Linked DNA regions of Homo sapiens: region 2 is linked to region 1. Evidence: chromatin loops called from intact Hi-C (ENCODE). Cell type or tissue: CD4-positive, alpha-beta T cell. All regions are shown on one strand. Links, peaks and the distances in the headings refer to the core of each region. The heading gives the core; the rest is flanking DNA.

Region 1 (5,379 bases), core at 250-5,249:
TGATTGAGGGTCAGCTACCTTTGATTGATTTAAATTTTCAATTCAGTTTTCTTAGTTCATTGAAATTGACAAACATCTTTTCTATTTCTACTTGAGTTCAGAAACTTTAAGATTGTATTTTTTTGGGTGATAATCTTACCCTAGTTAAAAATTACACCAGCCTGGCCAACATAGTGAAACCCGGCTCCACTAAAAATACAAAAATTAGCCGGGTGTGGTGGCACGCACCTGTAGTCCCAGCTACCCTGGAGGCTGAGGCAAGAGAATCACTTGAAGCCAGGAGGTGGAGAAGGTTGCAGTGAGCTGTGACAGCGCCATTGCATTCCAGCCTGGGTGGCAGAGCTAGACTTTGTCTCAAAACATAACAAAACAAACAAACAAAAAAATTACAAGTAACAAAATTGATGCTTTTAAAAAACAAATTTGGCCAGGTTCTGTGGCTCATGCCTGTAATTCCAGCATTTTGGGAGGCAGAGGCAGGAGGATCGTTTGAGGCCAGGAGTTCAAGACCAGCCTGGGCAACGTAGTGAGACCCTGTCTCTACAAAAAAGAAAAACCCCAGAAAGTTATTGTGAGCAGCCAGTTTGGAAAGTACATGGGTATTTTATTATCCCTACTTCATAGCATGGGTAGTACTTTTTTGTACTTTTACAGTATCCTTTTCTTTTAAAGACAGAGTCTCGCTCTGTCGCCAGGCTGGAGTGCAGTGGCGCGATCTCAGCTCACTGCAACCTCCACCTCCCGGGTTCAAGCGATTCTCCTACCTCAGCTTCCCGAGTAGCTGGGATTACAGACACGCACCACCATGCCCAGCTAATTTTTGTATTTTCAGTAGAGACAGGGTTTCACCATGTTGGTCAGGATGGTCTCAATCTCCTGACCTCGTGATCCACCCGCCTTGGCCTCCCAAAGTGCTGGGATTACAGGCGTGAGCCACTGCGCCCAGCCTCAATATTAAAAAAAAAATTTTTTAAGGCCATTTCTACTCCAGAGTTTTTTAAGGATCAAATGATATACTGTATGTTAATCATTCAGCACAAGCTGGTGCTAAAAGCAAACGCTAGTTGTTTTCTGTTCCCAGACTTTGTTCATTAAGTTGTTCTCCACATGTATGGAAAGCTTTCTCTACACCAGGTCAGAGGATGTGAATAAGAACATGGTAGAGAACAGCAAGTAAAACAGCTGTGGAGTAGATGCCAGCACAGTACCGTAGAAATCAGCACAGGGTGCTGTGGGGGCCTTGAGGAGGGGTTTCTAACCCCGTCTTGGGGGAATGGTGATGTCAAGGAAAGTGTCCCAGAGAAAGTAAAGTCTAAACTGAGAAGTGGAAGTGTGAACTGGCTGGAGGTGGAAGGTTGGAAAAGAGTCGGAGAAAAGAACAGCATGTGCAGAGCCCAGAGACAGCAGGGACAAAAGAAAAAAAAACAAGACTTCAGCATGGTGGGAACGTGACGGAGAGGGTGTTTGGCGAGGTTATTAGGTCAGACAATGTGAAGTCCAGACATTAAGATGTTGTGCTGTGGGCAGTTGGGCCACTCCTGAAAGGTGTTCTTTCTTCCTTTCCTTTTCTTTCTTTCTTTTCTTGAGGCAGAGTCTCTCTATGTCAGTCTGGAGTGCAGTGGCATGATCTCGGCTCACTGCAATCTCTGCCTTCCAGGTTCAAGCAATTTTCCTTGCCTCAGCCTCCCAAGTAGCTGGGAATACAGGCGTGCGCCACCATGCCTGGTTAATTTTTTTATTTTTAGTAGAGATGGGGTTTCCCCATGTTGGCCAGGCTGGTCTCGAACTCCTGGACTCAAGTGATCCACCCACTTTGGCCTCCCAAAGTGCTGGGATTACAGGGGTGTGAGCCACTGCGCCCCGCCCGGCCTTTTTTTTTTTTTTTTTTGAGACTTAATCTTGCTCTGTCACCAAGGCTGGATATCAGTGGCACGGTTTTGGCTCTCTGCAACTTCTGTCTCCCAGGTTCAAGCGATTTTCCTGACTCAGCCTCCCAAGTAGTTGAGATTACAGGTACGTGCCACCACGCCCGGCTAATTTTTGTATTTTTAGTAGAGATGAGGTTTCACTATGTTGGCCAGACTGGTCTCAAACGCCTGACCTCAGGTGATTCACCTGCCTCGGCCTCCCAAAATGCTGGGATTACAGGTGTGCACCACCATGCCTGGGTAATTTTTGTTTTTCGTAGAGACAGGGTCTCACCATGTTGGCCAGGCTGGTCTCAAACTCCTGACCTCAAGCGATCTGCCCACCTTGGCCTCCCAAGGTGCTGCAATTATAGGCATGAGCCACCGCGCCCGGCCTCCTGAAAGGTTTTCTACATAGGAGTGGCATGTCTAGATGTGGCTACTGTTGGGCGATTTTAGAAATATCCCTAAAAGCCTTCTGTTGACAGGGTGGCATAACCAGAAGGAAGCCTGGCTGGGAACGCTGGACCTGGCTCTCAGTCCCAGTTGCTGACTGGTTGCTTCATTTTATAGGCCCTGGGGATTCTGTCTGATCTCTCATACGTTCTTTATAAAAATTAAGTTAATGTATGTCCAGCAGTTGATGCAATGCCCAGTACATAGAAAATGCTCAATTAGTGGTAGCCCTAATATTTTAAAATAGGACTCAGAAAGAAAATTATAATCAAGTCCTTTCATAACAGATATTTGTGTTTGAGTTTGATATCAGTAATGGCTTACGGGTTTTATTTAAAAAGTCATACATTCCATATAAATGAGCCTCTTCAGAAAAATGGTTTTAAAGGTGAGATCTCTATAATTATAATTTTAAAAAATATAATGTATTTCACTTGGTGCCATTTGCACTTTAAGCACAAAATTAAGTCTAGATTTTTTCTGTGTAGTTGATGCTTTTCTCTGAGGAATTATACTCAAATTGAAGATGTAGTCAAATGTATTACTGTGTATAATTTTTCTAGTTTTAAGCAGTATAGAAGGAAAATATAGGTACTTAGTAAATAAACAGAACTGAGAATTGAAATGTCCAATTATAAACTGAAATGCCAGACTTTTAGGGGGCATGAAATGAAAATGAGAAGTTCTTTTAATCAAATACTTCACTGAAGATTTTAAAATAAAGATTGTTGACATTCAGATTATCATGATGCTAAATGTCCCAAGGGGATTATTACAGAAATGTTAGAAAGTACTATTGTTTTTATATTTGAGTGATGTGTTTGAAAATCACTTTAAAATGGCTGGAATGATCTTCCAAGATCTAACGGTAGGGTAAGGAGATTGCTTTTCTCACCTGATGAAACAAATACATACTTTTCATCTTTTGCAGAGTTGAACAATGACCATAGTTGACAAAGCTTCTGAATCTTCAGACCCATCAGCCTATCAGAATCAGCCTGGCAGCTCCGAGGCAGTCTCACCTGGAGACATGGATGCAGGTTCTGCCAGCTGGGGTGCTGTGTCTTCATTGAATGATGTGTCAAATCACACACTTTCTTTAGGACCAGTACCTGGTGCTGTAGTTTATTCGAGTTCATCTGTACCTGATAAATCAAAACCATCACCACAAAAGGATCAAGGTACTGTTTTTCAAAAGAGAGAATTACCGCCAGAAACTCCTGTGTAAATGCTGCTGGGGCTTGGTGGTTTCAGAGAGGGGCTTATTTTGCAAGGCGTGAGGCCACCTGAGTGGCCAGCAGAGTTGTATTACTTGATGGGCTTTGTTTTCCTGTTACTTGTTCGTCATTGACTGACAACAGGGTAGATTGTTTTTAGTTGCTAGAATATTATTAGTTTCTTTTATTCCAATTTTTTTTTTTTTTTTTGAGACGGAGTCTCGCTCTGTCACCCAGGCTGGAGTGCAGTGGCGCGATCTTGACTCACTGCAAGCTCTGCCTCCCGGGTTCAGGACATTTTCCTGCCTCAGCCTCCAGAGTAGCTGGGACTACAGGCGCCTGCCACCAAGCCCGGCTAATTTTTTTTTTTTTTTTTGTATTTTTAGTAGAGACGGGGGTTCACCATGTTAGCCAGGATGGTCTCGATCTTCTGACCTCATGATCCACCCACCTCAGCGTCCTGAAGTGCTGGGATTACAGGCATGAACCACCACGCCAGGCCCTTTTATTCCAGTTTTTTTTAAGAATAAACTTTATCTTGGTGAGAATTGAGATGGGCAAGCATTATAATAACTTGTTAACCAGTAGTTATTCTAGTTTCCTAAGTAGATGACTTTTACAAATTTAAAGGTGTTTTGTAAAATGGTTGTCTTTTGACAAATGAGCTTTACCCAGTTTTTTTTGTTTTTGTTTTTGTTTTTTTCCTGGCAGTTAAAAATCATTCGTAGTAATAAAGCTCTTTGAAAGAGAGCAGATAGGCTAGGCATGGTGGCTCCACCTGTTATCCCAGCACTTTGGGAGGCCAAGGCAGGTGGATCACCTGAGGTCAGGAGTTTGAGACCAGTCTGGCTAATATGGTGAAACCCCATCTCCACTAAAAATACAAAAATTAGCTGGGCATGGTGGTGTGTGCCTATAATCCCAGCTACTTGGGAGGCTGAGGCAGGAGAATCGCATGAACCTGGGAGGCAGAGGTTGCAGTGAGCCCAAGATCGCACCATTGCATTTCAGCCTGGGCAACAGAGTGAGACTCTGTCTCAAAAAGAAAAAAGAAAAAAAAAAGAGAGCATGTAACACAAATGTTACATTTGTTATAATGATACAAATGTGGTTACATTCGTTAAAACTCATCCAGATAAATGAGACAGTAACACTTTAAGTTGGTACTTCAAGACTTTTGCATTTGAGGACATGAAGATTTGAAATACAATAGAATTTCCTAGTTAGATTGTTGTTTGGCTTAGAGCATGCAGCCCAGACAGCTTTGAATGCAGCCCAACACAAATCCGTAAACTTTCTTAAAACATTGAGTTTTTTTGAGATTTTTTTTTAAGCTCATTAGCTGTCGTTAGTGTTAGTGTTAGTGTATTTTACGTGTGGCCCAAGACAATTTGTCTTCCAGTGTGGCCCAGGGAAGCCAAAAGATTGGACACCCCCTGGCTTCGAGTAGTTTGATCGCCATGTTGTTTTTGAGTCCTTTAGTAAGTTTCTTTTTTTTTTTTTTTTTTTTTGAGACAGAGTCTCGCTCTGTCGCCCATTCTGGAATGCAGTGGCGCGATCTCGGCTCACTGCAATCTCTGCCTGCTGGGTTCAAGCAATTCTCCTGCCTCAGCCTCCCGAGTAGCTGGGACTACAGGTGCGCGCCACCATGCCCAGCTACATTTTTGTATTTTTAGTAGAGACGGGGTTTCACCATGCTGGCCAGGCTGGTTTCAAACTTATAATCCACCCGCCTCGGCCTCCCAGAGTGCTGGGATTACAGGTGTAGGCCACTGCACCCGGACAACAGTAAGTTTCAT
Region 2 (5,379 bases), core at 164-5,163, 250 kb before region 1:
GCCAGGCACGATGGCAGGTGCCTGTAATCCCAGCTACTCAGGAAGCTGAGGCAGGAGAATCACTTGAACCTGGGGGGCGGAGGTTGCAGTGAGCCGACATAGCGCCATTGCACTCCAGCCTGGGCGACAGAGTGAAACTCCATCTCAGAAAAAAAAAAAAAAACGTGAGTTCAAGGAACCTGACCCTCACGCTGTCTTATTTCCACCTTGGGCGTTTATTTCCTTGTTTATTTGTGTTTCTTTTCTCCTCCCCAGAAAGCTGACTTCATGAGACCGAGGATCTCGTTCGTTGATCGATGCTACATATTCAGCATGTTAGATAATGAGGTTGGTGAGATTGATGAAATCCCGCCCACCAGGGCCGACCCACAAAGAGCCACTTTATGAAGAACATGCTCCTGAACTCCACTCCACAACCAGCTTTTGAAAAGAAAAATCTGAAAAAATTTGACCTCAGTTAAACTGGTCCAAATGCCTGAGCATAACCAAAATCTTTCCTCATTCACTCTTCACGTGGACCGTGTTTAATTTGGTTGCTGGTGATCATATTTGTTTTAGTAAAGGCTGTCACTCTATCTTGGGCGAAGATTTGGGTTCTGTGGACTGATGTTATTTTATTTTGTTATTTCATTTTATTTATTTTAATTTTAATTTTATTTATGTTATTTTATTTTATGTTTTACTTGAGACAGGATCTCACTCTGTTACCCAGGCTGGAGTGCAGTGGTGTGATCACAGCTCACTGCAGCCTCAAACTCCTGGGATCAAGTGGTCCTCCTGCCTCAGCCTCCCGAGGAGCTGGAACCACAGATGCATGCCACCACGCCCAACTATTTTTTTTTTTTTTTATTTTTGGTAAAGACAGGGTCTTGCTATGTTGCCTCGGCTGGTCTCTAACTCCTAGGCTCAAGCCATCTTCCCACCTCAGACTCCCAAAATGCTAGGGTTGCAGGTGTGAGCCATTAGATGTCGTGATTTAAAACAAAAACCTCTTCTGTGTTTGACACGGGGCCTTTGCACTCGTGCTCTGGCCCTCTGCCGTGGTGCCGCAGTTCTCACTCTGGGATTTTTATTACCTCTGACGTGCCTTCCTGTGGTGACATCTATAGGCAGCTGCATAAATCATGCCCACAAAGAAGGACAAACCGAGGAGCCTGGAGAAGTCAGGGTTCCTCTGGAAATAAATATTCTGTATTCTGTTGCACGCACACATATGTGCCCTTTTCTTTTTTTGAGATGGAGTTTTGCTCTTGTTGTCCAGGCTGGAGTGCAATGGCATGATCTTGGCTCACTGTTATCTCCTCCTCCTGGGTTCAAGCAATTCTCCTGTGTCAGTCTCCTGAGTAGCTGGGATTACAGGCACCCGCCACCATGCCTGGCTAATTTTTTTTGCATTTTTAATAGAGATGGGGGTTTCACCATGTTGGCCAGGCTGGTCTCGAACTCCTGACCTCAAGTGATGCACCCACCTCGGCCTCCCAAAGTGCTGGGATTACAGCCACGATGCTTAGCCCATATTTTCTTATTATCAAAAATCCTAATACTTTATATAGCCTCTAACCCACAATTCCCCTTCCATGAACTTAAAATGTTTACAGAAATTGTGGAGATCTCCCCTTCTTATGGCCAAGATGGATAACCCTTCTTGCCTTAAATACCTACAACTGTACAAAACATAGGAAACAGCAGTTTCTTTTCGTTTTTGAGAAGGGTCTTGCTCTGTTGTATAGGCTGGAGTACAGTGGCAAAATCAGGGCTCATTGCAGCCTCAACTTCCCAGGCTCAAGCGATCCTCCCACCTCTGCCTCCTGAGTAGCTGGAACTACAGGTGTGAGCCAGCATGGCTGGCTAATTTTTATAATTTTTGTAGAGATGGGGTTTCACCGCATTGCCCAGGCTGGTCTTGAACTCCTGAGCTCAAGCCATCTGCTCACCTCAGCCTCCCAAAGTACCGGGATTACAGGTGTGAGCCACCAAAAGCTTTAATTCTTTTTTTTTTTTGAGATGGAGTCTTGCTCTGTCACCCAGGCTGGAGTACAGAGGCACTGTCTCGGCTCACTGCAACTTCTGCCTCCCCAGTTCAAGTGATTCTCCTGCTTCAGCCTCCCAAGTAGCTGGGATTACAGGTGCTCACCACCACGCCTGGCTCATTTTTGTATTTTTAGTACAGATGGGGTTTTGCCGTGTTGGCCAGGCTGGTCTCAAAGTCCTGACCTCAGGTGATCCGCCCACCTCGGCCTCCCAAAGTGCTGGGATAACAGGTATGAGCCACCACACCCGGCCCACTGCTCCCTTTTGACCAATAATTTGGGAATGTGATTTTAAAAAAGCTTTAATTCTTTATATAGCCTCTAACTCACCCTTCCAGGAACTTAAAATGTTTTATTTTTTTCTTGAGACAAGGTCTCACTGTGTCACCCAGACTGGAGTGCAGTGGTGCCAACATGGCTCACTGCAGCCTGGATCTCCTGGGCTCAGGCAGTCCTCCCACCTCAGCCTCCCGAGTAGCTGAGACTATAGGCGCACATTGTCATGCTCGGCTACTTTTAGTATTTTTATTTTCTTGGAGAGATTGGGGTCTTGCTGTGTTGCCCGAGCTGGGTTCGAACTCCTGGTCTCAAGCAGTCTTCCCCCTTCAGACTCCCAAAATGTTGTAAAAATTGTGGAGACTTCCCCAACTTATGGCCAAGATGGATTAACCCTCTTGCCTTAAATACCTAGAAAACCGTACAACACATACGCAAAGGCAGTTTTTAGACACCGGTCAATAGGTGGCACTAAAGACCATGATCTCCGTTAGGGGAGAAACCAATGAGGCAAAGTGTTTCCAGCTGCCGCGGGAGGAGGGCAGCCGGGCAGAGCCCAGTGTTCTCCCTGAGTGCAGGAGACAGAGCTGAAAGTGTGAGCAGGCCTGGCCAGGTGCGGTGGTTCACGCCTATAATCCTAGCACTTTGGGAGGCCGAGGTGGGTGGGTCACTTGAGGTCAGGAGTTCGAGACCAGCCTGGCCAACATGGTGAAACCCTGTCTCTACTAAAAATACAAAAAATTTAGCTGGGCGTGGTGGTGCATGCTTGTAATCCCAGCTAGTCAGGCGGCTGAAGCATGAGAATCACTTGAACCTGGGAGGTGGAGGTTGCAGTGAGCCGAGATCGCGCCACTGCCCTCCAGCCTGGGCCAGAAAGCGAGACTCTGTCTCTAAAAAAAAAAAAAAAAAAAGTTTGAGCAGGCCAAAGCAGCTGGAATTTGCAGGATGGAATCCTGCGGGAGAGATATGCAAAAAAACCCAAATTCTGCAGCTTTGCAAAGGAAACCTCTTGACTCTGAAGCTGAGTGGGATCACCTCACACATGGAGGAAATTACCCGAGCAAGACTAGGGGAAGGAATCACACAATAGAAACAGGCAGAATAATTCCAAAGTCCACAAAAAGCTGGGAACCGTTCGTGTTTCCAGCAGGCAAAGTGAAAAACCTCATAATACCTGGGGCATTGAATCAAGTGTTCAGAGGGGCGTTGCCTTCGTGGTGCGGCAGAATTGGCCCTAGACTAAGGGTTGGTCTAGTTCTGCAAGTCTCAAAAGGACCACGCATCTGGGTGCGGAGGTTCACGCCTGTGATCCCAGTACTTTGGGAGGCCGAGGCGGGTGGATCACCTGAGGTCAGGAGTTCAAGACCAGCCTGGCCAACATGGTGAAATCCCCGTCTCTACTAAAAATACAAAAATTAGCTGGGCGCGGTTGTGCGCACCTGTAGTCCCAGCTACTAGGGAGGCTGAGGTGGGTGGATCGCTTGAACCCAAGGGGCAGAGGTTGCAGTGAGTTGAGATTGTGTCACTGCACTCCAACCTGGGTGACAAACCGAGTCTCACTCTCAAAAAAAAAAAAAAAAAAAAAGATTACGCTATTTCCAAGTCACTTAACCATGTCCCAGAATAAGCTCAAGAATATATTTTTTAAACAAGAATATTCAGCACCCAACCAGGTAAAATTCACAATATCTGGTGCCCAGTAAAAAATCACCAGGCATGGCAGGAAGTGTTGGCTCACACTTATAATCCCAGCACTTTGGGAGGGTGAGGCAGGAGGATTGCTTGAGGCCAGGAGTTCAAGATCCAGACTGGGCAACATAGCGAGATCTCATCTCTACAAAAGTAAAACTAAAAAATTAGCCAGGTGTGGTGGTGCACACCTGTAAGCCCAGTCAGTTGAGAGGCTGAGGTGGGAGGATTGCTGAAGCCCAGGAGGTTGAGGCTGCAGTGAGGTATGGTGGTGCCGCTGCCCTCCAGCCTGGGTGACACAGCAAGATCCTGTCTCTGAAAAAAAATAATCATCAGGTATGCCAAGAAGCAAGGATTATATCCCAGGAAGAGGAGAAAAATCAATGAAATGAAATGACAAAGATAGAACTAATAAAGAGATTAAAACACTTACTACAACTATTTGGTATGTTCAAGAAGGTAAATGAAAATATGAGCATGTTATGGGTAAGTATGATGGCTCACACCTGTAATCCCAGCACTTTGGGAGGCTGAGGCGGGCGAATCATGAGGTCAGGAGTTTGAGACCAGCCTGACCAACAAGGTGAAACCCCGTTTCTACTAAAAATACTAAAATTAGCTGGGCGTGGTGTTGCACGCCTGTAATCCCAGCTACTCAGGAGGCTGAGGCAGGAGAATCTCTTGAACCCGGAGGGCGGAGGTTGCAGTGAGCCAATATTGCGCCATTGCACTCCAGCCTGGGCAACAAGAGGGAAACTCCATCTCAAAAGAAAAAAAGAAAGAGAAAAGAAAACTCGCTGGGCGTGGTGGCTCACACTTGTAATCTCAGCACTTCCGGAGTCTGAGGCAGGTGGATCACTTGAGGTGAGCAAGGTGTCAGAGCCCCAGCACCAGGAAGTGGTTGATTGGAGGGTTGGTAAAAAGAATTTGCTGACATCAGGCTGGGCATGGCGGCTCACATCTGTAATCCCAGCACTTGGAGAGGCCAAGGTGGGTGGATCACTTGAGGTCAGCAGTTCAAGACCAGCCTGGCCAACGATGGCCAGGAGAAATGTAGCGATGGTGTAACCCCATCACTGCTAAAAATACAAAAATTAGCTGGGCATGGTGGTATGGGCCTGTGATCCCACCTACTCGGGTGGCTGAGGCACGAGAATTGCTTGCACCCAGGAGGTGGAGGTTGCAGTGAGCCAAGATGGCACCACCGCACTCCAGCCTGGGGCACAGAGCAAGACTCTCTGTCCCTCAAAAAATAAATCAAATAAAAAGAAGAAAACTGATGTTCTGAGAGATTAAGTGAATTTCCCAAGGGCAGACAGCTAGAAAAGCCCAAGATAGGATGGGATCTCCTGTCTCCTGAGCTTCTTTCTATCCATTCAAGGTC

Evidence for each region. Hi-C counts contacts between places; a loop is a spot of excess contacts. Peaks named below come from ENCODE experiments on the same cell type or tissue, not always from the same donor. Only the 100,000 strongest peaks of a DNase experiment are listed, where the experiment ranks them.
Region 2: it touches region 1 in a loop (10-fold over the local background); 14 of 110 quality-filtered maps call a loop at or near these places.

The regions. Positions count from the first base shown.
Region 1 is chr7:6,107,831-6,113,209 of GRCh38, forward strand. It overlaps USP42 (ubiquitin specific peptidase 42), which reads left to right. Exons shown (of 18, transcript NM_032172.3): 2 at 3,295-3,544. The coding sequence starts at 3,304. Among named protein-coding and RNA genes, the nearest start is that of USP42, 5.6 kb to the left of the region's middle. In CD4-positive, alpha-beta T cell, for the core only: no CTCF peak of the experiment used is centred there; no DNase peak of the experiment used is centred there.
Region 2 is chr7:5,853,852-5,859,230 of GRCh38, forward strand. It overlaps the pseudogene ZNF815P. Among named protein-coding and RNA genes, the nearest start is that of OCM, 24 kb to the right of the region's middle. In CD4-positive, alpha-beta T cell, for the core only: CTCF peaks have their summits at 2,767 (motif pointing right) and 2,971; DNase peaks (open chromatin) are centred at 2,810 and 4,840; H3K27ac peaks cover 678 bases.